Regions from separate parts of the Homo sapiens genome. Here all the other regions are linked to region 3. Evidence: chromatin loops called from intact Hi-C (ENCODE). Cell type or tissue: dorsolateral prefrontal cortex. All regions are shown on one strand. Each heading gives the region's core, and the rest is flanking DNA. Links, peaks and the distances in the headings are about the cores only. Region 1 holds the start of KCNK10 (potassium two pore domain channel subfamily K member 10). Region 2 overlaps KCNK10 (potassium two pore domain channel subfamily K member 10). Region 3 holds the start of PTPN21 (protein tyrosine phosphatase non-receptor type 21).

What was found. A loop is a pair of places that touch in the nucleus more often than their neighbours do. Peaks named below come from ENCODE experiments on the same cell type or tissue, not always from the same donor. Only the 100,000 strongest peaks of a DNase experiment are listed, where the experiment ranks them.
Region 1: a loop joins it to region 3, with 3 times the contacts of the local background. A loop is called at or near these places in 2 of 110 quality-filtered maps.
Region 2: a loop joins it to region 3, with 11 times the contacts of the local background. A loop is called at or near these places in 22 of 110 quality-filtered maps.

What each region holds. Positions count from the first base shown.
Region 1 is chr14:88,320,947-88,330,755 of GRCh38, reverse strand. KCNK10 (potassium two pore domain channel subfamily K member 10) reads left to right here and starts at 7,487. Exons shown (of 7, transcript NM_138317.3): 1 at 7,487-8,009. The coding sequence starts at 7,958. RefSeq lists enhancers at 4,030-4,544, 6,850-6,909, 7,482-8,141 and a silencer at 6,960-7,199. In dorsolateral prefrontal cortex, for the core only: no CTCF peak of the experiment used is centred there; DNase peaks (open chromatin) are centred at 3,985, 7,085, 8,114, 8,700 and 1 weaker place; H3K4me3 peaks cover 5,467 bases; H3K27ac peaks cover 4,777 bases; H3K27me3 peaks cover 3,326 bases.
Region 2 is chr14:88,186,318-88,196,089 of GRCh38, reverse strand. It overlaps KCNK10 (potassium two pore domain channel subfamily K member 10), which reads left to right. Exons shown (of 7, transcript NM_138317.3): 5 at 3,680-3,866; 6 at 7,981-8,123. Among named protein-coding and RNA genes, the nearest start is that of KCNK10-AS1, 31 kb to the right of the region's middle. RefSeq lists silencers at 51-345, 6,495-6,574 and enhancers at 5,605-5,774, 6,675-6,814. In dorsolateral prefrontal cortex, for the core only: CTCF peaks have their summits at 6,373 and 6,573 (motif pointing left); DNase peaks (open chromatin) are centred at 3,798 and 6,539; H3K4me3 peaks cover 925 bases.
Region 3 is chr14:88,547,174-88,556,982 of GRCh38, reverse strand. It overlaps PTPN21 (protein tyrosine phosphatase non-receptor type 21), which reads left to right and starts at 1,976. Exons shown (of 19, transcript NM_007039.4): 1 at 1,976-2,332; 2 at 6,364-6,745. The coding sequence starts at 6,566. It overlaps LOC124903405 (proline-rich protein 2-like), which reads left to right and starts at 193. Exons shown (of 2, transcript XM_047432047.1): 1 at 193-220; 2 at 1,923-2,326. The coding sequence starts at 193. The coding sequence ends at 2,287. RefSeq lists a silencer at 1,969-2,018 and an enhancer at 6,855-7,672. In dorsolateral prefrontal cortex, for the core only: a CTCF peak has its summit at 5,390; DNase peaks (open chromatin) are centred at 1,952, 4,869 and 5,422; H3K4me3 peaks cover 4,960 bases; H3K27ac peaks cover 3,764 bases.

The DNA of each region.
Region 1 (9,809 bases), core at 915-8,914, 230 kb after region 3:
GTTGAAGTAATTCCAAGAAGACTGCATATCTGGGTAAATACTTCAGGATGGTCACATATTTGCCATGATTTCAGGGACATAACAAAGGTTTTCTCACCTCCCTCTCTACTCACCTCTTCCCCATACTTCTTTTATTTGTTTCATAATGTCTGATGGTCTAAGATTTATTTTTCTATACTTTGGCTTAAATGTTCACCTGGTGTTAAAAATGCAAATACCTCTGGGATAGGAATAACATTGTCTTTGAGCATCAGTTCTCTCAAAGAACACAGACAACACACTTTGATAGAGAGAATAATACAAGGGAATAGTACCCCAGAGTTGGGGAGGTAACAATGAAAAGGAAAAAGGGTCAAGAGTGTTTCAGCTGCAATTGCCAGAGATCAAAACTTTGTGTAATCATCTTGGCATTGGGAATGGTAATTTGACTTAGAGATTAGTGGGTCCCCAACTTCAGTCAGATAGCTCGGGTTTGATTTCTACTTCCATCTCTAACTAGCCTTGCTTATTTGGATAAGCAGTAACCTCTCTAAGCTCCAGTGTTCTCCTCAACAAATATTTATATGCCCAATACATGTCAGGTATTATTTTAAATTAAATCACAATAATATTGCCCATCTTCTAGGATTGTTATGAGAAATAAATGGGATAATCTTAAAAAGTGGTTGCTATGTGCCCGGTGGATAGTAAGAAGAATCTTATGGAACAAGTAATCCTAAAGATGATTCCTTTAATATGTGAATTCCTACACAGTTTACAAAGCACTTCCACATCTATTGCCTCCTTACAGCAACCCTGTAGGCAGAACTAGCCAGATATTTAGTGCTCCATTTTACAGGTGAGGAAACTGAATAAAGCTTGGCATGATTCACTTGGTTGGTTTTGCAGTGCTCCCTACTGAAAAGAACGGTGGGCTAAAATGTGCATAAGCTGGCCAAATACTTGTTCTTATTATGAACCCCTATTTTATAGATGCAGAAACTCGGTAAGGCTTAGAAAGACTTTGATTTTTTTTTCTGAAACTTGTAGTGAAAAAGAATGCTTTTAAGAAAAGTATGAGTTGGCCATATTAGCCTATACATGTCAGTAAAGGGGTAAAAAAGGGTTATTTGATATGAAGAAGAGGACATTGAACAATTTAATCTCCAATACATAACAGTTACAGAAAAAGACTGGTTTCTCCTCATCTTCACTTAAGTACTGAAAAATTTAAAGAAGAAAGAGATTTAGACTGGAAATAAGAGAATATTTTTACTCCACCGAAGTTTCTTAAATTTTGGAAAAGCCCATCAACAAAGGGTTTGGAATCTTTCACTAAATATATTTAGAAACCTTGAATAGTCATATATATTGGACTCTTATTTAGAAGTAGAAGACTGAACCAGTAATCTTGAAATGACCTCTTTGAAATCTGGTTTCATGATTCAGCAAACATTTAGCTGACTTAATTGTAGAAGAGGAAAGTTCTTATATTACATTTGTTCCAATGATATTCAAGCAAACAAATATTAGCTTTAAGAGCAGCAAAAATGAAATGAATTTATTTCACACATTCCCATAGGAGGTGGAGACTCTGTCTCACACTTGATCTTCGCTAAAAGGCTGAGAAGCAATGTGAGACTGTGTCTCACTTCCTACTGAACACAATTTTTTCTACTCTCCAGGCTATTCCAAGCCTTTCATAGGCTCTCTGGGAGAAGCATCTGTCCATATGCCCAGACAGTAGGTCCCTCTAAAGAATTTTCAACTCTGCCAAGTTGAAAGACCCTGAGAATAAGACTTGCTCATAAATCAATAGGTTATTGAAAGCACACATGCTTTCTACACGTCTTTAAGTTTGGTTCAAATTAAAACCTTCCTAGAACGACATGAAAATCAGAGCTCATTCATTATGGTGTGTGACCTTGCTGAGTTCTTATTTTTAAATTCAGTAAAATACCATATGTGCCTGTCAACTTGGTGTATATGTGTGAAAACACTCATCCATTCCTGAAACAAGACCTTTTGGATAAAAAACAAAGATAACTTCTTTGAATAAAGCAAAGACTAAGGAGGAGAGTGAGTGGAGCTACAACTGTCTTCCATTCTATGGATACTGGCACAGATGCCAAGTTTATAGAAAATGTTAACTTATTTTAATGATCTACTATGACCAGGAAATAATTTTCCCCCTTTGACTCAACTTATCTTTAGCTACGTCAGGCCATTAAACACATCAGAAAGCAAATGAGCTTGGATTCTGTGAAAAAAAAAATCAATGGCATTAGAAAAATATGAAGACGCTTTTCTAGAATAAAACACACTAAACAGAACAAGCAAATGCAATCTTTGATTGGATCCTGCTTGTCTTAGTCCGTTTTTGCTGGTTAGTTTATAAATAATGGAAATTTACTTCTCATAGTTCTGGAGGTTGGGAAGTCCAAAACCAAGGCTTGTTCTCTGCTTCCGAGATAGCATCTCCTTGCTGTGTCCTCACATGACAGAAGGGCAATAAGAGACAAGCTCATTCCCGCAAGCCCTTTTTTAAAAGGCACCAATTCATAAGTGGGAGGGGAGTCCTTATGACCTAATCATCTCCTAAAGGCCTCACCTCTTAAGACAATTACATTGGAGAGTAAGTTTTACATGAGTTTTAGAGAAACACATTCAAACTGTGGCACTGGTTTTTACCAAACAACTGTAACTTTTCTGTGTGTTTGAAAATTTTCAAAGTAAATAGTGGAGGGGAAAAGCAAAAATATTCTAGCTCCATCTCTTTAAAAAATTACCTGGGATTATGGTTTGGAAGTAATACAGAGAGAGAAAAACTCTAAAACTTGTTCTATAAGAAGAAGGACTATAGCTCTGTACATTTTTGGTAAGATGTTTGGCACAATGCTTTATAGGAGCATAAAAATATTGTCCTAAGGGTTAAGATTTTAAATAGAGAAACTTATAGGGAAAGAGGATGCAGTTCCTGGTTATGAATCATGTCCATCAGCCTGACACTTTAATTACAACTTCTTTGGAGTTTATAGTATATTATCCTCATTAATCCCCAATTAGAGGTTTGAGTCATCAAAATAAATCTGCAGGACTTACACACACAGAGTTCATTATGGAGCAGCCTAGCTTCACGCTTCCAGGTGTATGACATATGACACCCTCTGTCCTTTCACTTCTGATGTGTCTCTAGTTCTTCCAAGCCAAAAGCAGAGCCCAGGATTAGAGCAACATATATTTAAGGGTGTGTTTTTGCAGATGTCAGTTGGGACTAGAAAACAAATGTAGGCATGCTTAAACGCTGAGACCAATGTGGAAACTTCACGAGGTGGGGGTAGGGGGAAGAAAATTTTTGGTGGGGCACGTTTAAGTTCACGTTAATGTATAACGCTATCAATTTTACTACCACTGAGTGGGTATATGAAGGGGATGCTTGCGTGTCTGTGTGTATGTGTGTGTGGTAAAGGAGGGTGTGTGTGTGGCGGGGGGTATTTTCACAAAATGACATGGAAACCTGACTGCAGTTCTTTTGGGAAGAGGACTTGGAGGTGTCTTGGGGGTGGGGAAAAGATGGAAGACTGGGATTTCTTCTGGACTTCAGGGAAGAAGGATGAAACCAAAGGGAAACAATCCAAGGCAGATTAATGAATTTAGTCTAATATTTGTGAATTCAAAGTAGATTCTAATCAGCCCATCTCCTCCCTCTTCTGTTTGCAGAACTGGCACTAAAGAGGATTCCCCAAGCTGCTTCATCACTCCCTGCCATTCGCTGTCCCAGGAAATTCTCCTGACTCGCCCCGGAATCCGTGTTCGACTCTTCTCTGGCTGAGCTGTTCATTGCCAGCCACCCTGAGACTCCCCACGCGGCAGGCATCGTCTCCTCCGGTCTCACAGCTACCCCGGGCTGGAGCGTGGGGAGGGGGTAAGGGAGCCAGCCAACTCGGGGAAACTTCGTTGCCAGAGATGACTGGGGTTTTCGGGCTTTCCCAGCCTTCCCATGCCGGGCCACACGGCATTCATTAAAGTGGTGGGGCAACTATTGGTGCGCTCCAGCCGGGCAGGTTTTGAGCTGCAGAGACCCGTGCCCGGTAGCAGCGCTTTGCCACCGAGTGCACCCAGGACGCAGTGGCCGCCAGCCCGGGTCTCCTGCTGGGGGCCGGCGAGTGCAGGGAGACTTTGCGCCACGATGTTTTGTTTTCCTGCCGCAGGAACGCTAGGCAGTCTCTTTCCACCAGACTTAACCCGCCTGAAGCAATAGCCATGGAAGTTGCGGCGGCACAGAGGGAGACAGAACCGCTTGGAGCGGCATCTTTCTTGGATGTTTTTTCTCTACACAGACTTCTTTCTTTCCTTGGGTAAGTGAAGTCCAGCTTGTAAATAACCAAAGGGTAGAACCGAAGGGGATGGAGGGGGATTGCAGTAGCCCAAAGGGCTAAGTTTTCTTGGGAGGGAGGTCTCCCTCCATCCCCACTCCATGCAGTCCACTCCAAATACGCAGTTGAGGAGGAGTTGTGTTTGATTTCAGACACGTTTTGGGAAACGGTACTGGGATTTATTTACCTAATTTTGGTGGATTTTTTTTTGGGGGGGGGCGGGTAACTTGCTTTTGTCTACATTCTGAGAAAGGAGAATGAAAGTGGAGGTGAGAGAAAGCTCCAGAGGTTGGAGGTGGGGAAAAGAAAGGAGGGGGCGGCATCCAGTGATTAAGCAGAGAGATCATCCCAAGGGCCAATGACTAGTGCAAGTCTTCAAGGCAGACCAGGAGCACTAGACACTGATCCTGCTCCCTGCCCTAATAGAGTCTACCCCCACCTCCCCATCCCCAACCCTCCCCTTATAACCATCCTGCTGTTGCCATTCTGGGGAAGGTCATCACTACTCAGGGCCCCAAATAACTTTTAATGGGGACCTGCAACCTGTCTTGTACACAAGTGATGCTCAATAAATGTTTGTTGATTGGCCGAATGATGTTGCATCCTAAGGGTGCAGTTCCTGCCACAGGAATTTGCCTTGGACAGTGAACTAATTCCCCAATGCAGACCCCAGAACACAACCATAGGTCAGTTCATTTTGCAAAGGAGGAGGGCCTGGAGGCTTGGAAAATATCGTATTTAGACCTTCATTACCCAAACGAACCCATGGGACAGGTTCAGGGTCAGATTCATGGGTCCCGGGACTGGATGAGCTCACAAGGTTCTGGCATGGAGAGCATGGACCTTTGTGTCAACAAACTTGGGTTTGAATCCTCATATCGTGACCTTGGGAATGTTTCTTTATCTCTCTGAGCCTTGATCTTCTCATCTGTAAAAGGAGGCCAGTTACAGCTTCTGCAAAATGATCTAACAAAGATGAATGGAGAGGAAATATGAGATGGTGAGGGGGAATTCAGTAAATGTCAATCTTGCCTCCCCGTGCTCTGAGGACTCAGGAGAGGGTGTCTTTCTCTGCTGAAGCCCCTCTCTGACTCTGATGCATGTAAAAAACATTGTATTGCAGTGACTGTGCTAGAGTCCAGCTGTCCGTGAACAGTTAAAGAGAAGAGCGCAGAGGGAGGTTCGAAAGCCTTTCTTAGAAGCATCTCCCTCTGGACTTGAGAACAGAATTTACATACACACTGGTGTCTCGGGGCATGGCTGGGAGAAGCAGAGATTCCTTGTTTGTTTGATTTCTATGTCTTAGCCATCCTCCCAGTCCTAGTAGAGAGAGGCAAAGTGTGGTTACAGAGTCCAGGGAAGATGGTTCTGAAGCACCCGGGAACCTGCCTAAAGGGCTGAAGAGTCAGAGTAGCACCATCAGATTGGTACCAGTTTTGCCTGAACGGGGTTTGCAGAGAATTCAGGGCTCCAGCCTGGGGTGCCTGTGACAGCCCAGTGACAAAGCACTCACCTTTCCCACAGACCACAGCGGACCTCTGTAGGTCTTGCTCTTGGACTCAGAAACCTTGATGTGATAGTGACGGATGGATGGTGAGAAAGATGCTGCTGACATAGGGCTCCCCAGAAGCCTCAAGGTGCCGTAGAGTAGCATGCAACTTAGAGATCAGCTGCTAGTGTGGGATTTTAGGACCCCAGCTGGCAGGCATAGGAATGAGCTGGGCAATTTCTATGCGTAAGTAAAGGCAACAACAATCTAACAGGACCTTATGGCACTAGATAGTAAGCCCCATGAAGGCAAGATCTCTGTCTTGTTCTCTGCCATATGGCCAGCACATAGCACAGTGATGGCACTTGGAAGGGGTTCAATATATATGTTGAATGAACAACAAATTTTAGTAACCTTATCTGGAAGCCAGAGTAGGGGTTTAAACTACTTCCTATCCAACACTGCAGCATGCAATTCATGTCTTCATTTAGCAAGTATTTCTTGAGCACCTACTACGTGTAAGGCTCCGTTGCGAGGCATCCGAAGCAATTTGTCAGCATCATTCATGTTGATACTCGGAGTGACCCGTTCAAGAGCACCTCAGCACCACCTGGCTTTTCTGAAGACTGAGGCCCCACCACAAACCCCTGTGGGGCTTCAAGCAGGGGCAGTGAGAGGGCGTTAGACGAATGCTCCAGGTTTAGCCCCTTTCCGGGAACAGGTCTGGGTCCCTTCGCATCTGCCCTGCTGGTCCCAGGATCCCGGGGCCGCCGCTTCCGGGAGCTGCCGGGTCTTGGCAACTCCGCTTTCCTCCGGGGGCCCCCGTGCCTCTCTCAAGCCTCCTTTCCAGCCAACGACCAGCGGCCCCAGTCCGGCTGCAGGTAGCTGGGGAAGGGACCAAGCTGTGCCTTGGGAGCGAGCTTCCCCGGGCGGGGAGAGCGCAGCAGATGCGGAGCGGTCCCAGAACAAAAGGCTCATGGCTGGCACGGGCCTCCTTGGAGTGCGGCGGGGACGTGGGTTCGGGACTCAGGCGAGAGAGCCAGACGCGGGAGGAAAAAAAATGAAGTGAGAAAAGAGAAGGAGGGAGAGCTCAGGGTGAGAGCGGTGAGAAGAGGTGACCCGGAGGCCGAGGTCTGCGGCGGAGCCGCAGCGGCCCTTCCTCCGCCTCCTGCAGCGCCTTCCAGGCAACCAAGCGTGTCTCCGGCTGCAACTCCAGCAAGCGCGCCGCTGCCGCCTCCACGCCCGCCCGCCGGCCGGCCGAGCCAGTAAGTAGCGGCGCGCCCACCGCTCGTTCCCCGCCCCTCCGCGGCTTCCCCGCCACCGCCCACCGCCTCCCGCCGCCCCGCGGGCAAGTCCGCGACCGCCTCCCGCTGCCCCGAGCCGGGTGCCGGGGGCTCAGCGCGCCTTCCCAGCTGGGAGCCTCGGTCCGCTGCTCGCCCTGCTCCCTCTTGCCGGGGCGCGGCGTCTGGGGCGCGCCGCGGGGAGGGTCGCCCTCGCCGCGCGCTGCCCGGGCGCCGCGCCACCCCTACATCCAATGGCTTTCGGGGAGCGGGAAGTGGGGGGCGTCGCCGGGGGCGAGGAGCCGCGGCCGGGGTGGGGCGTGTGCGCTCAGCGCGGCCGAGCGAGGCTGACGTGCCCGCCCAAGCGCGCGCCCGGGAGTGTGTGTGCGGGTGTGTGTGTGCGGGAGTGTGTGCGCACACGCCTTCGGGGGCTGGAGTGACACTGCAGTGGGCTTCTCCGTAGCCCCAGCCTTCAGGCTGCGCAGCCCCTAACCTGCCGGCACCGCTTTTGGGAAGCAGCTTGGCTCTTCCATCTCCCCAAGCCTTCCTCTCCATCCTTTCATCCACCCCTCGCCGATCTTACTTTTTCTTTTACCCACGGGGCCGCGGCCGGCCACCCCCTGGCCGGTGCAAACACCCAAGCCCTCTCCAGTTCTCCCCCAAGCTAATATTTTCCCACCTGTCTTTTTCTGGGGTTCCTCCACGAGCCAGTCCAAGGCTCCCCCATCCTCGGAAATTGTTTTGTTGGACTGCTAAACCGAGGCGTGTAAAGCTTGAGGACTTTATTATTATTTGGGTTCTTTTCATTTCTTCCCCTTCTGGGCAACGAAGCAATGAAATTTCCAATCGAGACGCCAAGAAAACAGGTGAACTGGGATCCTAAAGGTGGGTGTTTCCTACTTTTGGCTGCCCTCGCCCTGCCTCTGTCTCCGGCGTGTGCGCGCTTCCTTGAGTGGAAGCACTCTTGCTTCTGGCAGCGTGTGTCCTGAGGCTGGGAAATGCGCCTGGGAACTGCAGCGCGGGTGGGAGGAGGGCGGAGGCAGCGTGGGTTCCGAACCCAGATAGTGCCTGTCATTACCACATAATCATTGTCCCTCCTAGATTGTCTCCAGATCTATTTAGATAGACCAAGCCGACTGTTTGGTTTGAAATTGCAAGTGTCGGTATTTGCTTTTGACTTTGAGTGTGCGAGTGTGTGTGTGTGTGTGTGTGTGTGTGTGTGTCCTTTGTTTCTGGTGATCTTTGTCTCTCTGGCAGATGGGTGGGGTGCTTCCCCCTGGACCTGGAGCTGCGCCGCATGCCCGGGTGTCCTCAGTGGGAAAGGTTTCCTGGCAGCAAGTGGGGCTCGAGTTGCAGCAGCCGTCCCTAGGGGTGGGCCGTTCTCGCAGGGCATGCAGAATAATGGAGCCCACAGGGCCTCCTGAGTCTTCGTTCAATCTTATTACCAAACCTAGCAGCTAGTTAGGCTCAGGTCAGAGTAGAAGCAGGAGGAGGGGTGGTTTGTGAGAAGGGTGGGGCTGGCAAGGCATAGGGGAGGGGCACGAAGTGTGCCCGCCCAAGCAATGGTGTGGTTTGCATGCTTTTACGAATGTTGGACCAGGTTTCATCCACGCAAAAGGGAGGGATTAAGACGGATTTGTGTGTGCCTAGCGTCGGCCACCGTGTCTGTAATTAGCATACAGATGTTAAGGCTCCAAGGGAGTGATCAGTATGAGAGCAGAACAAGTTGGAACCGCGTGTCCAGTTGTGACAAGAATGCTCTTTAGCATTTCTTGTAGCTCATCTGACGACTGTGTCAGGCTAGGCAACGCCTCTGTGTGTATTGGAATTGAAATTTGTTTATTTGGGGTGCGTGTGTGTTTAATGTTCTTTATGAGCGCATTTCTTCTTTTTCTCCAGACTGGAAAGAAGAAACCATCTTATTTGTTGAGTAAATGTCTTAGGAATTGACTGGCTATTGAAGAGTGAGTGAAGAGATACTGCCTTTTTAAAACACTGAGGCTGTTACATCTTAAATACAGCCCAAACCTTCTATTTTGTCTCTACTTGAAATCTCTGGAAATATGGAGGTGTGCCTTTGCTTTTTTGGGGGGAGAATCCCTGAAAAGCATATTTGTTAAATACCTATTACATGCTAAACACTGTCCTAAGCTCTGGAGATACAGTCAGAACAGGAAAGATAAAAGCTCTGACTTGGAGTTTACAGTGAGGGAGACAGACCTAAATCAATTCCATGGAGGAATGCATAATTCAAAGTTTATGTATGCTCCAGGGAGAGCATCAGAGGTTTAAGAAAGTGTCTGATAGAAGAGATTGACAAGGACCAGAGAAGGCTTCCCTGAGGACATGACACTTGGACTTAGGCCTGGAGGATGTATAGGAGTTAATTGTCTAAGGAGGAGGGGAATTGTTGCAGAAGAGGGAACAGCAAGTGCAAAGGGCCTGAGGCAGAAGAGGTATGTGTATATGATGAACTGAAAGGAGGTTCCCATGGCTATGGCAGAGTGAGTGAAGAGGTATTGCCTTTTTTAAACACCCAGGCTGTTATACTGTAAATACAGCACAAACCTTTCATTTTGTCTCTATTTGAAACCTCTGGAAATACGGAAGTATGCCTTGGCTTTCTTTTGGGAAATCCCTGAAAAATGTATTTATCCCTAGCAGAGAGCAAGAGGGCTTGTGTTT
Region 2 (9,772 bases), core at 1,655-9,654, 360 kb after region 3:
AAACACGATTTAGACAGAAGTACAACGACCATCCTATCAGTTCTACCCAAATATCATATCAGACCATCTCTTCCCTGATAACAGTTTTGTTAGCCTAAGGACACATTAGCTCAGTTAGATCTGGGCTCTCACAGAGCTTTCTGCTAGCGGCTCTGCTTACTGGTAAGTAAGCCATGCAATTTTGCCTAGCAACCCCACCGTGGAAACACAGCTCCATTCTGTAAGTGGCAGGGGGATGTGGCAGGGAGGCAGGGAGAGTGAGGTTTGTGCCTCTCAGAATCCCTCTGCAGCTGGTTCCTGACATCGCAAACGTTATCTGCAATTCTTGGCAGTTTCGGAAGGATGATGAAAAATGGGACGGGGAGGTGGCTGAGCCTGGGGTTTTGGAAGTAGGATGGAATTAATTGGAAGGCAAATAAAAAAGCTTCCAAGATTGTGAGCTGCGACTGTCTGAGAGCTCAAACCAGAGTTGGCAAGAGGAACCAAAGGAGAATGAGGACATTTTTTGTCATTGACAATGAGGTATACAATATATCCAGGAAAGGACAACCAGCAGCGACCTCCTGAAGCTAAACAGAGATTATCTTAAGCCACATATGAGGGAACATTCCTCAATGGCAAAGAGAAGCATTAAATCTGGGACTGTCTACGTCTAAGGAAAAATTTGAGCATTTACATTAAAATGGCCTGTTAACAAGCATTGAATATTAACCAGGCACTGTGCTAAGTGTTTGCACACTTGTTTAATCTTCCAAACAATCCGATGAGGTGGGATTTCTTATCTCCATTTTATAGAGGAAAAAAACTAATGCACAGAGAGGTTGAGAAACTTGCCTAAGGTCACTCAGCTATTTAGCAGTGGGGTTGGGATGTGTCTCAGGCAGTCTTTCCCTAGACTCTGTGCTCTTAAACACTACTATGGTTTTTCAGCAGCAGTGAACAGTTACAGGGCTAATGGGGATAAGAAAACTGAAGATCACCACACGGCACATGAGATGGTTTGTGATTCCATTGTGAAAGCTGCAGTTTAAAATGTTCAATTAAGGCAACTTTTTTTTTTTTTAAATACCTAGAGGGCAGCAAAAACATGGGTATCTAGAATAACAGATATTGCTAAAACCTTACGCCCACAGCACTTCTTTTTATAGCAAAGTATGGGTATACACATATTTTCATACACCTACACACACATACACATGCAAGACGCGCATTTCTTAAGTCCCTAAAATACCCTGATAATTAAATGCTCCAAACATTCTCTGAGTGTGACCCTTGGATGTCTAGGAGAAGCAGCCCAGGAACACACTTGTTAGCCGGGGCAATGAGTAGTGGTGAAATGTTTACCTTGCTGATAAAGTCTCCAGTAGATGATGCAATTAAGATGCCACGATCTAGCCTTTGTTATACACCTCCTTGTCTGCCGTCAAACAAATCCACCGCTGTCCTTCCCCATCTTCCCTCCTGCCCATCTCCTGAAGTCCAGGAACGTCTCCAGCTTCCTACGTACTTGCAGTCCTCTTTTGCCAACCTCAACCTCATTTAGATTGCAATTACATTCACATCTTAATTTATGACTTAACAAGCATCTCACAAACATTTAATTCACTTTAACTTCACTATGCATTTGAGGAGGAATATTTGAGGAGGAATGGTACTCCCATTGCCAGCAATTAGATTGACTTAATGATCTATGGCGAAATCTCCTTTTGGGCTTTGAACTTTTCATACATTTCTGCAAACAAAACTAGGCTAATTAAAGTAAGTTCCTGGATTCTCAGAGGGGCTTACCTGCCTTCACAAAATCCTCCTGTAATATCCAACATGGAAATTTATGAAATAGACAAAACTTTCCCTGCAGTTTTCAGGTAATTTATCTTGTTACGACACTTTCATGTGTGGAAAAGTCGATATTTTCATATATAGTTTCAACAATATCAATAAATTGTAATTTTTTTTTCAGATGGCTTCTCTGAGGAGATTAGGAGGGTTTCTATATCAAAGCATAGATCAAATTATTTTTCCCTGTTCCCATTTTATATACCAGATGCCTTCTTAGGAGTTAGAAAAGTACCTCCTTTTTACAAGGAAGGATGGCATTTCTTTAGCTTTTCCTGGACAGATCACCCGGTGACCATTTTTTATTCTCAGTCTTCCTTCACAGAAGGGACAGAGGACTGCCCATTTTCAGCAGGAGTTAGTCTGATTTCTTCTGTTAGATGCAGACGACTTTGTTTGACAACTTTCTTTGGGTTGGTGAATTGTTGAATTACTTGAAAAGCTGTTTCCGTTGTTAAGCACTGGACTGAGAATTAATTACATCAGAATTCTAATCTCGGCTCATTAGTGGCATCATTTTATGCAAGTCCCTTAACCCCTCTTGGCTTCAGTTTTGCATGTGTAAAATGAAGTATATAAAGCAAAGGTCTCTCTGTGCTTGGTGCGATGAAGAGGATGCAGGTCTCATGGTACGGATTTCCTATATTGATTGCCCCAAATGTGGTGTACGTTTGCAGAAAATTCATCTAGGCAATGTAGAAAGGCCATACATTCTGGTGTTAAACACATCGTTCATATATTTATGCTAGTATATGATACCAGGGCCTCCTGATGACAGTCTCCAGCACCAATTCTGAGAATTGCGAGGATTTTTCAGCTTAGAGTTTTTCAGCTTAGAGTCAATTCCAGTGTCGCCTTCAGCACATCCAAAGAGAATATGACCGATGCTACCAGTCCTGCTCCTGGACTCCACTGGTATGATTCCTTTGCCCCAGTATCAGTCTAATTCCCATTCTAGATGCTTTTTTCTTAATGACCCAACAACTGACTCCTTCAGGAGCTGGCATGAGATGAGATTTGTTTGCAGAGATGTATAAAAATTTCAAAGCCCCAAAGGAGATTTCACCACAGATCATTAAGTCCATCTAATTGTCGTCCTACTACCCATTTAGACGGGGACCCTGTTATGCTAACTCCTATCCTGTCTCTTGTGAGTGATACAGTCAACACACATGATGATCACAGCACCAGCTCAGACAGGTGTGTTTTAAAACAAAAGTGTGTTATAAATGTACAGCCTCAGCAGGGAAAATGTGGGGGCGAAGAAACACACAAATACTTGGCTAGAGTCGGTCACAGGTGAAGATGGGGATGACTGTGTTTTCCGTTTCATCCAAACATTTTGGCCTGACTCAGATAATTTTTTTTCCAGCATATTCTGTTTGACACAAGGGAAACGGTGCAAATCCATCACCACCATTGTGGAAAGAGCTCCAAACTCATTCTCACGAATGGTGGATCAGTAATACTACATGACAAATGGTAGCATTTTTGGGAAACCATTATATTTGCACCAGTGAGAAGTCAGAATCAGCATTTGGGCTGCAGTCATGGAACCATGCAAGAAACATTCAAAGCATTGGCTAAGCAGGATTTTTTTGTTTGTTTGACCTGGTGTCCACGAACAGGCTTCAGGGAGCCTGAGAACCTCCTAGACCACTTGAAAAATTCTGAATGCACTTTTCTAGGAAAGAGTTCACAGCGTTCATCAAATTTCCTCCAAGCAGCCAATGACCAGAGAAAGGTTAAAAGTCACTGACACAGTACCGTTTTCTGTGCATCTATATCCTGAATCCAGGGTGATGCCGCTGACTTGCCTATCTTTCTCCTTTGCTCTTCCTAGAAAAAGCAAGTGAGTCAGACCAAGATCCGGGTCATCTCAACCATCCTGTTCATCTTGGCCGGCTGCATTGTGTTTGTGACGATCCCTGCTGTCATCTTTAAGTACATCGAGGGCTGGACGGCCTTGGAGTCCATTTACTTTGTGGTGGTCACTCTGACCACGGTGGGCTTTGGTGATTTTGTGGCAGGTAAGCACCCTGGGCAGGCCAGGCACTGGGGCTCTGGCGGGAAAAATAATCTGTTGGCTGTGCTTTTCGCAATCGATAAAAGATGTTGCGGGAGAAGCAAATGAAGATGACTCAGTGTCACTACTGCTGTGAAGAGGCTCATTTCAAATCCCTAGTCCTATGTAATATAAATACCATAGGTTTTTTTCTGCTATGAAAAGAAAGCCAACCCTTTCCTTCTCAGGATGCTTATTTCCCTTATCGTCACACAAATTATGCAAGACTAAAGTGAATTTCTCATTAAATCTTGAACTTCTGAATTGAATTAAACCTCTCTAATCCAATGATAAAGGCTGTGTTAGGAAGTGGCACATAGGAAACTCAGATGAGATTAGCATAGAATTTGGTCTGCAGTGACCTGCAGGTTCAGCTTCCTGACTCCCAGGTGAGAGCCATTGTCTCTGCAAACGTTGTCCTGCACATGCCCAGATACAAAGCTGAGGACTTTGGTGACTATGGGGAGCTGAGAACTGCCCAGAGGGAATATAAGCTCATGGATTATGCAGGAGTGTATATACAAGCAATAGCCTTCCTTGTAAAAATAAATGTGGATGAGCTATGTTTAAGGAAGTGAAAAAAAAATCATCAATTTCATCTAGGGCCAGGGAAATTGCAAATGAAATGAGATTTAGTTTCATATGTGCACCAGTTTCCCAAAAGTGTGGTAGAAAGGTACGGATAGAAGGAAGAGGCCATCCTTCTCTTTTTCTAATAGGATAGTTCTAGATGTTCAGACAAGTGATCAGTTTCTACTACAAGAAGTGAACACTTTGATCAAACAACTCTATCATCTGTCACAAGTTTGAAATGTCTGGATGGAGTGTGTGTGTGTGTGTGTGTGTGTTTCCTTTACCAGTTCCTGGTGAAGTGGCAGCCTGACCTGAGCCCTAAGCAGACTGTTTTTTTTTGTTTTTGTTTTTGTTTTTGTTTTTTTTGAACAGGGTCTCCCTCTGTTGCCCAGGCTGGAGTGCAGTGGTGTGATCATGGCTCACTGCAGCCTCGGACCTCTGGGGCTCAAGTGATCATCCCACCTCAGCCTCCTGAGTAGCTGGGACTACAGACGTGTGCCACCATGCCTGGCTATTTTTTATTTTCATTTTTTGTATTTTTCGTAGAGATGGGATTTAGCCATGTTGCCCAAGCTGGTCTTGATCTGTTGGGCTCATGTGATCGGCCTGCCAAAGTGCTGGGATTACAGGTGTGAGCCACTGCACCTGGCCAGACTGTTCTTGTTTGGCGTGTGATCCCAGCAGTGTCTTGATTTCTCCATGGAATACTGTGCACATCAGGAGGATGGGTTCTGGTCTCTGGGAGTCTGGCAAACAGGAAATTCTGGAAGAGATTGCTGAAGGCTCATCAATAGGGGCATGCGTGCCTCCCTGTTAATTTTATAATACAAATAACTGGCAGAGTGGTTTTGTAGCTCTTCCAATTGGGCAGACAAAGACTGAATTCCACTTTGTAGAAATAATAGGGTTTTTTTTCCCCTTCCTTTTTATTGGTTAAGGACTAAGAATTGCAAAGTGACTAAATTTAGTTTTTTTTAGCTTTTAACTAAAAATTGATTTTTAGTCAGTGTGACTAAAAATCATTTACAGAAAGCCTGTAGCCTGGGACTCTACCCATTTTCCCCTTACGCACAGTGCTCAACCATGGATGTCTAGTTAGTGGCCTCAAGCTCCGAAGAGAGACTGTACAGAGAAACTGAGAAAAGTAAGAGGAACAGTTATAGATGTATTCCAGTTAATCCCTTGGCATCATCCGTAGCCGGTCCGTGGGAAAACTCAGTGGTGTTTCCAATCTAAGGCAAACACATGTAGTGGCAGCTGGAATTTTGAACTATTTCACAAACATCTTTAAGTATCCAAAGCATAACCTGCAGTGGGTGGTGATTTAGAGCTCTCTGGGATAGCACTGGGCTGTCCTGAGGACTGTCTATTATAAGATACCTGTGACAGACACAGATCTCTAACCAATGGCTCAGTTCAGTCTGTTAATCTGAGGCACAAATAGCAGAGGCCTGGGAGTGAGATTTTTTAAGTGATGCTTTTATTATTTGTTATCTACCATGGACTGAGCACTTAGTACAAACTAGTACTTTACCTTATCTTTACTTACCTAGTAAGGGCACAACCTACACAGTCCCAGGCATCCACAGTTTTACTGCCCTTGTCAGTGATTACAGAGCCATATTTCCTTTGTCCTGAGGTTTCTGTAGACCACGGTCTCTTAAAAGTCACAGTGCTGACTGCAGTTAGGCCAGACCCCTTCCAAGCTCCAGTTTTCCGAGCTTACACAGACCAATCTGGAGAATGCATGCCTGAAAAGACTGGAAGTTTATCTCTATCTTTTGGTAACAGTCTGCGAGTGATAGGGAAGGTTGCCCAATCATTGGAAAACGATACATTAACAAGAGTTGATGGTTGCTGTGATTCGACATAGTATGAACTCTACTAGAAATGTAATCAGATCATTGATCCTGCAGGATTGATTGCTGATTTATTTTGCAGCTGACTCACTTTAGGACAGCCTTACAATATTTCGCAACTCTGTCTGGGAGCACACACAGAACTCCGAATCCAGATAAGCAGCTCATAAAGGGATACTTAGAAGGGTGTTGACTGCCTGCTTCATTGTTCCTTGTTCACTAGCGCACCCTAGTGACCATCTTTGCTGGGTAATAGTGACTTGCAAAGGTAAATATTTACTCCCAGATAGCCCACAGGAGAAAGCTACAGATTTCTCTGGCGTAGCACAGAAACGAAATGAACCTCAAAAACCACTTACTGGTGCGGGAACTCAGATCGTATCCTACAGCTCTAATGATGCAGGAGAGAGTTGTCTGAAAGGAAAAACCAAAAGCAGCTGCACCAAACCGAAGGGGGCTTGGCACAGAGAAGTTGGAATTCTAACGTTAAGAAGTGGCAGCAGCTGTCGAGCCTCATGGTCTGCTGCGCTGTGTTGCTGATTGGGTTTGAGCTTGTCGAGAGGAGCCACAGGTCACATTTCTTGCCCAGCTGCCTTTGCCGTAAGACTCAGTGGCGCTAGATGTGGTTACAACCTTGGTCTGGTGGGAAAGTCTGTAATCACTCATCACCTAATACGATAGTTACCAATCCATTGCTAGTATCTGTCATCTTAGAAATGGCCACTGCCTGCTTCCTTAGGCAATAGCGTTTCCCAGAGAGAGATTGAGGCTGATGTCCGTTATTTCCAGGAGCTTCCTCACTTCTTTAGGACGGTGGGTTGGGCTTGCAACCTGTTTTGCATGGCTGCCTCCAGCAGTGTCTGTAGGAAGGTTAGAATAAATAGGCTAATTATTCAGAATAAATGACTGGTCCTTTCAATGGAACAGCCAGTCAATGCAATCAGGCAACTGGCCAATTTGGTTTGATGGATTTTTACTGTAATCCTTATTTATAAAATAAAGGGATTGGCCTCAAAGGTCCCTTTTAGTTCTAGTTTATGGTGACTCTAATTACTCAGCCTAACTGACCCTTTGGAGTAGCACTATGTAAACACCATTCCTCAGTTAGCATTAAATCACTATTGCTTGCATCAAAATCCCAGTAATGCCATTAAAGCTAATTTTACTTTCACACATCCACTTGTCTCTTAGTAAATGTATGGGTGCTTAAGATGGAAATGGTTCCAAGAATTCCAAACCATAGGGGGTGATATGATTATATTTGATTTTTATTAAAATAAATTTAGAGAAGTTTAAGAAAAAACAATGACAACCAGGCCTGATCTGTTGTCCTGTAGTTCAGAGTTATTCATCCTTAACGCTCAGGTCAAGCATTAGTAGGTCAAGTTGGCCACTGGCGTTTTTTATTTCTGGTATTAAGGTTAGTGGTCAAGAATCGAGGGAAGTAAAGCCTTAAGTTAGGCTTTTTTGGGTAAGGGATGGGTACCCCCCTTGCCCTCTAACCCCGGTCCACCTTGTACACAGCAAACCTAACAGCTGAGTGTTAAACAATGATGGATGACGTCTTCACTACATGGAATGGAATATGTGTTCTCTGCAAAGACCATATGCTAGATCATGGTTAAAGTAACATTTGGTTGTTTTCAGGGGGAAACGCTGGCATCAATTATCGGGAGTGGTATAAGCCCCTAGTGTGGTTTTGGATCCTTGTTGGCCTTGCCTACTTTGCAGCTGTCCTCAGTATGATCGGAGATTGGCTACGGGTTCTGTCCAAAAAGACAAAAGAAGAGGTAGGACCCCTTCCTAACCCTATGAATGTTCCTGAGAACAGATGAGCTTGTGTCCAGAATTGCCTGTCTCTGTCCTGTGGGCTGGAGTGTTTCTGGCTCGGTTTTGCAGGGGGAGCGGGGGGCGGGTCATAGGCTTCCTCATGTTGAATCAGTCCTTCAAAGCTAAGGAGAATAGAATACAGTTATTTCTGGATTCTTTTTTTGGCAGGTGAGAAAATATGGTGATTCGTTTACCAGCCCATAAATCCTGGAAAAACTAGTAAACAACAGCTGATTTTAAAAAAATGAAAATGAAAATAAATAGGAGAGGTAGACTATGGCTGAGTGTGTGTGTGGGGGGGTGCAGCCTGTCCTTCCGGTCTCAGGGTCTGTGCAGAAAGGCAGTTGAACGCCAAGAATCTTTCCTGATTCAGTAAGAAACTGAAATCATCGAACATTGACCAGCTACGGGGAAGTGAGCCCAATGGGCCTCTTTCACTTATCCCCTCTTGGTTGTCACATCCATAGAGACAAATATACATCCCTGAGGAAGGGCCGTGCATGTAACTTTACATGAAGGGAAGTAAAGGAAGACATATGAAGGAAAGATAGATTTTGTGATTAAAAAATAAATATTCATGTAGCTCTCTTAGGAAGAGAGGAAAAGAAAGGAGGAAGGCCAAGGAAGGAGAAAAAAAAGAGCTAAAAGAAAGGAAGGGAGATAAGAAAAACCAAAGAAATAGAGGGCCAGCCTCTGTTTGCTTCATTCTGTATAAAAGGCCCCAGGAGAAAGTTGCTGAATGGAGAGATTTCCCACATCAGTTTCCTGGGCCCATATGCTAATTTTCCTGGTTTATATAAGTAAGCCAGGAAAGTAAGCAATGCAATTTCCAGACCGGTTCCCCAGACAGCTAACTGACCTGCTGAAAATCAGCTATAACAAAAGAGAAGGGAACAACATGAATATTGACTTTCCTGGATGCACAAATTTGAGTTCCTCATTTGCAGAGGGAAGCATGGGACTTATACTGTCTGCCCTGTTCATTAAGAGCCAAGAAATTTGGTGCTGATCCTCAGGCAAAACTCCACTCTAAGGAGGCCTGTTCTGTGGGCTTTGGCAGAATAGGCCGTCTTCCTGCACCCTGACTGGGGGAAGTGGGTTACCAGGTGCCCTGGAGCATCTTCTTAAACCAGGGAAAGCCCCACAGCACATGACCATAGCATGGCCCAGATAGGGTGGCCACCCATCCCAGTTTTCCCAGGACTGAGGGAGTTCCTAGGACACAGGACTCTGTTTTAAAACTGGGACAGCCTCAGGCAAACTGGAACAAGTTGGTCACCCTGCCAGGATAGAAAACCAGAAAGGCAGGGAGGGCAGAAGGCCTGCTGAACATCTGCTGTGCCCAGGACTGAGTGAGGTGCATTTCCTTGTCTCAGGTGAGCTATATATGGTCACTCAAGTGTATGTTGGGGGAATGAGGCCATGCAATTGATAAGAGAGAGCTGGAAGCCAGGCCTGTCCAACTCCACATTTTAACCTCTCCTGCAGGATGCCGTCCCCCTCTCTTTAAGTCACCATCTCCAAATCTGAGGCTTCTTGGGGTTGCCCACCACGTGTGTCTCCCTGAGCCACCTTATTTACTAGCCAATTAGGGATGGGTGTCCAGGTG
Region 3 (9,809 bases), core at 540-8,539:
AGTAAATGACATCTGTGGACTGTGAGGGAGGAAGTTCAACTCAGTTGTCTAACATCTCTTGGGTTTTATGGTCATTTTCTATTTTTAAAATTCTTTTATTTTCTTCCTGATTCAATTAACAAGTTTTTATTTAGTGCCTACTCTTTGCCCAGTACTGTCCTAGGAATCCTAGGAGATATAAAAGAAGCCGTCATGAAACAACTTTTACAGTTCTTGCCAAGTGTGGAGATCACTGTGGAATGGTGTGGCTAGAAAGTCATCCTGGAAGCAGAGTCTTACTTGCAGAGAAGCAGAAGGCTTAGACAAGTGGAAAGAGGGCAGGAGGGGCTGCTGGCCAGGGGCAAAGCTTGACAGGGGCAGAAAGCGATATAGGTGGTCAGAGAGGCCCGTTTGGAAAGTCCCTATAGGTCAGGCAGAAGAACTTAACCTTGGGAGTCCATTAAGAGTGATAAGAGAAGGAAGCCTGGTATTAGCAAGGAAATAAGAGAGAACTGAGAAACCAGATGCCAGGAGACCACCCTTGTTGCAATAATCCGGATGTAAAATGATGAGGGTTTGGATTTAGAATGTTCCAGGGGGAACAGAAAGGAAACAAAGAATTCATGAGACATTTCAAAGGAGGAAATACCAGGTCTTGATGACAGGCTGGAGATGATAATGGGAGAAGTCACACATGATTCCAGTTTTTCTACCTTGGGAAGCCAGCAAAGTGACTTCTTTTTAGATCTCTTTTCTTTGCTCACACACAAATTGACCCCCTCATAGAGTTCAGTTGAAATATCAATTACAAACAGAATTGATCTATTTTTTTTCCCTTAGAAACACAGGTAATCTTATTTGCCTTTAGCTAAACGACCCAAGATGCACCTTGCTGGGCTTTGCTCTTGGATAGCACTCATACCTCTATGACAATGCTCCCCACTTTGGCCTTGTACTGCGTGTGTGGTGTGCAGGTGCGTTTATCACCCACTAAACCAAAAGTCCGTGTTGTGCAGGGACCACGTCTCATGCAGAGTTAAGTATTCAAAAGTTTTTGTTAATTGTTTAAGAAAATGAGATTTACATGAAACAATACTTTAAAAAGCTTTCCAGAAACAACAGCATTAAAACAAAATCACTGAAATTAAAATTTACATAAATTAAAAGGTTCTGTGTTCCACATGCCAAGAAAAGATCTTACACTATTGTAATAGTGGTAGGGTCACACAGTTTTATTCCTCAGCTTAAGTGCTGCAATACAGTAATAATGCAGTACAAGAATACTGTATAATAAACCTTAAACGAAACACTTCATATATACTTTACACAAGTTATTGGATATTGCTTAGTATTTATTTCCCCCACCCCTGCTGTGCAAAGATATTAATATCCCTCTTTTATAGGAGAGGAAACAGGTAAAGAGAAGTTAAGAAACTTGCACAAGGTCATCCAGCTAGTAAATGTTGGAGCTGGGATTTGACAACTTTGTCAAGTCTCCATCCTTAACAGTTCTGCTCTATATTGCATAAGCAGACAGCTCCCTTTTGGGGACTGACAGGTTATTTGAGGCATATGAACCATTTTTGGTGGGGGGGCTTTCCCACCCAGTACTGGAAGTGTCTAGTTATATGGGGCATAACCTTAGGAGCAAGCAGGAAAAGAAGAAATGTATTCCAATAGTGTTCAGAAATATACCAGAGTAAACGAATAACCATCAATAACAGCATTTTACAGCCTACCTAATAACACAGGAATAAAACCCTTTATCTGGAACCTAAATAATACCCCCTCCACTCATTTTATTAAAAGCCTTGCTTTATTTGGAAACTCTTAAAATAAGTGGTCATACGATTAAAAAAAGCAGCGGCGCGCCCCCTCCCCGGCGGCCGGGCGCAGCTGTCCGCGCCTCCCCCGCGCGGCTGCCCGCATTCCAACTCTCTGAGGTCACGGGCCGCCGCCGCCTCCCCGGATCCGCCCGCCCGGCTCAGGGGGAGGGACGCCTGGGCCCGGCCGCCCCGCTGCTCCGGCCGCGCGTCCCGCGTCGGTCCGACGGTCTGTCCGTCCTCCTGCCACCCCCCGCCCCCACGGGGCTTCTTTGTGCGGCGCTCCTCGCCGGCCGGTCCCACCTCCAGGCCTCGCCCCTCGCCGTCGCCACCGCCGGACTCTGCCCAGGGGAATGGTCTGCGAGCCGGGTTTTTGGAGACAGGAAGTGAGGCGTGCGAGCCCCATGAGCGCGCCGCGGCCCGGGCTGGCGTGCGGGTGCGGCTGCGGCGGCCGCGCGGCGGGGCCCCGGGAGGCGGGTCGCTGAGCGGGGCGCGCGGCCCCGAGGATGCGGGAGCGGGAGCGGGAGCAGGTGAGGGCGCGGTCCCCGGCCGGCGGGAGGGGCGGGCGGCTGGCCCGAGCGGTGGGGTGTGTCCACTCGCCCGGACCCCGGAGCGCGCCCGCGGCCCCGGAATCCCGGAGAATGGGGCGCGGCGGCCAGACCCGTAGCGGGAGCGTAACAAAGAGAAAAGTCTTGTTTTTCAGGTTCGCTCTCATATACTTGAGTAATTTCTAAAAGGAGTCTTGAACTTCTATTCCGAACGCCCTGGCCGATTGTTGCGGGTTAATTCTGGATCAGGGTTTTAAATGTGTTAGGCATATTTGTGCCTCTCAGAATATATAAACGTGAAATTCGCCAGATAACTTTGGCGAGAAGGGGCGCAGGGAAGGACTGTTTGGTAACGCCTGGGTTTGTTTTTGGAGTAGAGTATTTACTCTGGAAACAAGAATTCTTGGATCTGCAAATTCCGACTTGTGATTTCTGCAAATCCTGATTAGATTGGCCGCTCTTGGCATGCTCGTCCTATTTTCTTTTTTGCTGAGAAAGCCTTATACTAATAGCGTATGCTCACAAACACATTCAGAACATTCGTGTGCTCCAAGTGACAACTGCTGTATGCCTAATAGTTGCTGACAGTTTATTTATTTTTTTAAGTTTGGGACACGACAGTAATTTTACTCTGAATATAGTCCGTTTCGTTTCTAGGGCATTTTATTCTGGAGCATCTACGCACAGATGTTTTCTCCGTGAGAAACATGGGTTTAATGCTATAGCTATAGATATTACTCTAAAAATGTCACATACTCTCTCCTTTTAGTGCTTATTTTATTTTAAAGCAACTTTGGCAAAATTACATGTGGTAAGGACCTTAATAGGAAAGGGGAAACGCTGTAAGATTGAGAGGTAAAGTGTATTTGAGGAACTTTTGGAAAGGGTTGTAGAGAGGGAAAATTAAAATGAATTCACAAATAGTTCAGACTGCCTTTTGTAAACTTGTACTGAAGCAGAATCTAGTATGTATCTGTTTACTTACCACAAAACGGAAAGATTTTGTAGAGAAAAAATTATATCCTAGTTTTCCTTTAATAGCTATTTATAAATTATGTTTACTTTAGTAAATTATAATTCCAGACCCAATCACTTTCATATTATTGCATATTATTTTATACCTGAAACAGACCTCCCCAAAGAACTCTTAAATTTCTACTCATCTTGGTTTTATTATCTTCAGACATTCATAATTGTATTACACCATTTGGCAACAAATACTGCATATTACTGAAAATTAAGATGTATAAATCATTGATAAATTTGTAAATTATTAAACAAAATCATTGTTTTAACATAGTGGGTTTTATATAAATAAGCAAAAAGCAAGCCATTCTTATGGATAGATCTTGGGGGGATGCACCATGTACACACACACTGCAACTTTTTCAATTTCATCTACCAAAATAAGAGATAATTTTGACTTTTCCTTTATCCCTGATGCAGTAATACATTTCAAGTCTGAGGGACAATTGAAAGTTTTACTGAGTTTGCTTAATCAGAGCTTAAGTTAATAATTAAGTTATACAGTGTAGTATCTATTGCTTTCAAGGCATAGTTCTATGTAGTGAAAAGACTACCATATTTGAATGGCACCTAATACAAATATTTATCTTTCCTCTACACATATGCAATATCTTGTCTGTTCATCTACACTACTTAATCCGCCCGGTTTCCAGTTACCATAATTTTTATGTAAAATTGAAACCCACCATCTGATCTCATGAAAGGGTGTTTAGTATGCATATTTATAATCCTTAAATATTTACTCTTGGTTTATCAATTTTCTAGTTAAAAGCTTATTATTTAAAGTTGTCATTTGCTAATTTTTTTCCATCTTGCTTTACTTATTTAGTTTATACCCCTGAAACAGCAAAGAGCATTGAAAACTACTGGAAGTGGAAACCATATCTTTTAATACTTATTTTCTGTTTCCCTCCATAGTATGGTGCTTTTACCTACAGAAGGCACTCAGCAAATGCGGTTAATTAACACAGTGCTTTAGGTAGTTGCAGCGTTGTTTTTTTCTTCTGGCCTTCCCCTATCCCTTGTTTTTAATATTTTGATTTTCCTGGCTATGGGAAATAACCAGAGCTCAAAACAAACAAAAAAACTAGCCAGATAAAACCGTGGTTGGGTCCTTATTAGAGATACAGCTCTGTATGTAATTATAGCATGGTTGTAATCTCTTTAAAGACAGCGACGGTTTAGGGATTCGTCTTAGATTTCTCACGATGCTCATTACGCTGTCTTGTTCCCAGAGACGCAATACACATTTGTGGAATGGAATTTCAAAATGTTAAGTTTGGCAAAGCCGAGGGTAGTAGCGGAACCCTTTTCTCCAGGTCTGCCATTCCCTAACCCTAAGTGCCCCATCACCTCTGGGCCTGAGACGCAGTCAGGAGAGCAGGACCCAGGAGAGGACTGGGACTGTGGAATTTGGGATCGATTCCCAGCTCAGCCCGTCCTAGCGTGAAACTGCGAAAGCCGCTTCTCTTCCTGAAGCCTGGGTTCTGTCTGCCAGATGAGAGGGTCGGGAATAGATCTTGCCTCTCCGCGCGGTCCCGGGCCGGAACTCAGCGTAGCCAGCTATGGCTGGGTCTCGCTAAGCGATTCATCCCCAACAGGCAATCTCTGCGCAGAAGGAAGGTAGGGAACCGTCTCAGGACCCTGGAAATGTCCGGGATTTTGTAGACTCGTTTAGGGGGAAAAAACTAATCCAGCTGATATAAAAATCCCCAGCTAGTGCTCGCCCCAGAAACCATCAACAGGTCTGGTTAAAAACTGTTAGAGCCCGGCTTGGTGGCGCGCACCTGTGGTCCCAGCTACTCGGGAGGTTGAGGCGGGAGGATCGCTTGAGCCCAGGTGTTCGAGGCTGCGGTGAGCTACGATGGCGCCACTGCACTCCAGCCTGGGTGGCATAGCGAGACTTCGCTCTATAAAACACGTTGTAAGGAGCGTATTTTGAGGTCCTGTGGCTCCAAAGCGGGCATCCTATGGGGCCCGCCCAACCTCTCCACCGCCAGTAGGGCACGCGCTGGTCCCTTTAAATGTTCCCTTCGGGAGCCGAGGGACCGGTCCTTTTAGAGCGCGTCCGTCCAGAAACGCGGCTGCAGAAAGAGGGTTCCGGGGCCTCCGAGTCTACTGGTTGGCCTGGCAACGCCGCGTGCTCTTCCCAAGGGGAGGACGCGGGAGAAGCCGGGGCCTGAGTGCTCCAAGGCCCCGTGGGCTTCTTGGGTTTGTTGCCTCCGGCCGCTCATTAACTCAGGATGGCGTGGAAGACCTCGCCCGCCTCCCCTTCTGGGCCGCGGCTCCGCTTAGGTGAAGGCCTGTTTGGGCGTCCCCACCCTGGAGAGGGGCCGGGGTCTGGATTTTCAGAACTGCCACTCTTCTAGTGGTAAATGGATAACGAGCATTTGTAGGGTCTTTTATGATGTTTATCAGTAAATCAATTTGATGACGTAAATACTTCCACAAGCGCTTGTTAGGCACCTCACCGGGTTTGAATCACACACCTGCCTTTCTTAGTGGGGATTATTCCTCCCATTTGCCTTCAGGGTTAATTTTCTAAAGGGATTGGGACTGAAACCTAGCTCTTTTGGGGCCATTTGGCACTTTTCTCACTTAAGGACTAAAGAACTCTGACATTTGGAGTATTACAACCTGAAAGAGTTACCTATGAAAAAACAACACCTTATCCAAAATAGGAAGAGGATCACAATTACTAACTACAAAATTTGGGATTATAGTAGTGCTGGCTATTATCTCATTTAATCCTGAGGATGGCCCAGTTTGCTATCCCTATTTGTAGGATACAGTGAAGGGTGGAGTCTGACCCTGAGCCTAGCACAACTCTGAGATAAAATTCCACCCTGCCTTCCGGGTCCTGTTAGTGCCTTTTTTCCAGTGGAGAGGGACGGCTTGTTCTTTGGCCACAGCTTGACTGGCTTTTCTTTATACAAGCAAAGCCCAGCGTTACGTTTGCTTAACTAACGGCGTTCCTCTTTCCCCAGCGCTGGCGTCAATGCTCCCTTCCTCGGGCCATTGGAGACTCCGTTGCTTTTTAATGGCGGCAGCGGCTGCTGGGTGAGCAGCTGGAGGCCGGACAGTGTTCGTCCCATCCGGAGAGGATCGCTTTCTCCTGGCGTCACCAGCGCTGGGTTGGTGGGGGTAGCTTTTCCCTCTTTGCTCCTCCATTCTTGAAGAAAGAAGAAGATGCCACTGCCATTTGGGTTGAAACTGAAACGCACCCGGCGCTACACGGTGTCCAGCAAGAGTTGCCTGGTTGCCCGGATCCAACTGCTTAATAACGAGTTTGTGGAGTTCACCCTGTCCGTGGAGAGCACTGGCCAGGAAAGCCTCGAGGCCGTGGCCCAGAGGCTGGAGCTGCGGGAGGTAAGCCACCTAAAGACACTGCAGGCCAGGCGCGGGTGGCTCAAGCCTGTAATCCCAGCACTTTGAGAGGCCGAGGCTGGTGGATCACCTGAGGTCAGGAGTTCGAGCCTAGCCTGGCCAACATGGTGAAACCCTGTCTCTACTAAAAATACAAGGCCGGGCGCAGTGGCTCACACCTGTAATCCCAGCACTTTGGGAGGCCGAGGCGGGCGAATCACAAGGTCAGGAGTTCGAGACCAGCCTGGCCAATATGGTGAAACCCCATGTCTACTAAAAATACAAAAATTAGCCGGACGTGGTGGTGGGCGCCTGTAGGGTGTGGTGGCGGGCACCTGTCATCCTACCTACTCGGGAGGCTGAGACAGGAGAATCGCTTGAATGTGGGAGGCAGAGGCTGCAGTGAGCCGAGATCGCTCCACTGCACTCCAGCCTGGGCTACAGAGCGAGACACCTGCTCAAAAAAAAAAAAAAATTGGCTGGGCGTGGTGGTGGGTGCCTGTAATCGCAGCTACTGGGGAGGCTGAGGCAGGAGAATCACTTGTACCCAGGAGGTGGAGGTTGCAGTGAGCTGAGATCACAGCACTGCACTCCAGCCTGGGCAACAAACTCTGTCTCAAAAAAAATTAAAAATAAATAAAAAAAACACGACAGGCTTCTCTGGCCCGCATGCTGGCTGTGTGTTCTAGCCCACGGGCCACTCACTGTGTGTCCCTGGCTGGGATGTCTGAGTTGAGCCTGTAGTCCCCTCCTCATGAAGCAGGAATAGATTAGATTAAGAAGTCTCCCCTTGGGGTGCCCTATAAGAACTAATGGTTCTTATTTTGAATATGTTTATATTCCCCCTCTAAGGTAATCCAGAATCAAATGTGAATACACTTTGGGTTGTTCAAATTTCCATTTTCTAATATACCCCCAAAGGTCATCCTGATCTCTAGTACAGTTTACTGACTTCATTCTTTCTTTTTTGTTCATTTTAATTTTTTTAGAGTCAAGGTAGGTCTAGCTATGTTGCCCAGGTTGGTCTCAAATTCCTAGGCTCAAGCGATCCTCCCGCGATAGGCATGTGCCACCATGTCCGGCTCTTGACTTCGTTCTTTCAACATTCATTGAGTAAAATTCATTGACTATATTCTTACAGGCCAGATCGAGGTTCTAGAAACATACTGCCTGAACTCAGTTTGAGTTCTAGTTTCCTCACCATCTGCTTCTGTTACCTTGGGCAAGTTATGTGATATCTCTGAGCCCCAGTTCTCCATCTGAACCATGGGGATGACTGTGACACCTAATTCTCAGAGTAGCATAAGGTTGTAAGCTCTGCTAACTAGTCTATTAGAGTACCGATTGGGAGGTTTGCCCAGGAAACCCCTAATCTAGTTGGTAGGAAGTTATGGAGTACTCATGTATCCATATAATGTCTTAAATTTAAAATGTTATGCAAGGCCTGTGAAGAAAGGTCTCTAATTAAACCTAGGACCCTCCCTACCTTTGGCTACCTGGTTCTTGGGTAAGGGAAAGTTAGAGAAACTGGTTATTCCACCTAAAAAGTCAGGAATAGATGAACTTTGCTCCTGGTGACCATCCAATCACTTATATGATCACTCAGTACTGAAGATGCGTAAGTGCCAAGCACATACATACTTGGAAGCTCACCCTAGTGTTGTTGCCAGTAAGAAAACAGGCATGATGCATGCTGTGATAAGGGAAGTAGAGGGTGTGCTATAGGCCAGAGGGAGGTGCAGCAAAGGGAAGGCTGCTCAGGGAATTTGATTCTGAGCTGTGACCTGAGGATGGGGCAAGGGAGTCCTATCAAGGGCTGGAGGAGTTCCAACAAAGAGAACTGCACAGGACCAAAGACGCAGAGGAAGCTGGTCTGCCTGAAGCCTGAAGTGCGTGGAGGAAAGGCCGACTGTAAGGGCCACACAATGAGGATTTTTTGTTAAAGGATTTAGATTTATCCTGAGGGTAGTGGGGAAGTTAATGAAGGGTGTAAACAGGTGTGGTACGATTGTTTCTGTGAAGAGTGAGCCCTTTGGAGAATGATTTGAGGGGAGTGGTTCAGGTACAGATGGTAGCCACCTGGAGTTGGATAGGGTTGGAGAGAGGTGGTTGGAATCTGGATCAGGACCTACCGAGTAATAGAGAAGGGTTAGCATGGGTCCTGGTTGATATTCAGGTTTTCAGTAGATGGTGGGGCTATAACAGAGAGGAAATGTGAAAGGAAGTGCAGATCTATTAGGGGCAAGGAGGAGCGTGTGGTGAGTTCAGTTTTAGAAATACTGAGTTTGAGGTGCCAGTTGGAGGTTTTGAATAGACAGATGGATCTGCTGATCTGGAGTTCAGGCATGAGATCCAGGTTAGAGGGAAGATATTGGGAAGTATCAGCCTAAGTGAGTTCATTAAAGCCAGAAGATGGTATGAGGCTCTCCAGGGGAGAAAAAGAGGACATCGCAGACCCCTCATGGTAGATTAGAGGAGGGGAAAGTGTTGGAAGGAAACTGAGATGAAACTGCCGAAGAAGAAGAAAGAAAACCAGAACAGCAGGCCTCAGTAACCAGTCCCTGCTTACTTGCATTTATTCTTTTTTAGGGATGAGGTCTCACTCCATCACCCAGGCTGGAGTACAGTGGCACCGTCATAGCTCAATGCATCCTCAAACACCTAGGCTCAAGTGATCCTTTTGCCTTAGCCTGCCAAGAGCTGGGACTACAGGTACACTCCACCACACCCAGCTAATTTTTTTTTTAACTTGTGTTTTTGAGATGGAGTCTTGCTATGTCGCCCAGGCTGGTCTGGGAGTTGTTTCCTCTAGTTATCTTCCTGCCTCAACTTTGTGAGTAGGTGGGATTACAGGCGTGTGCCACCTTGCCTGGCTTAGTGGCTTATATTCTATTTATTTATTTATTTATTTACTTTGGTTGCTTCGACTTTTTTTTTTTTTTTCCTATTATGGTTTCTTCTTCCTGTAATTTTCTTCCTCGTGCACCAGGTCTGTCTATAACGCCTAGAGAGTCAGCTTCTTGAGGAACTGTGGTTTATTTATTTTTATACCAGGTGTGGAATGTGT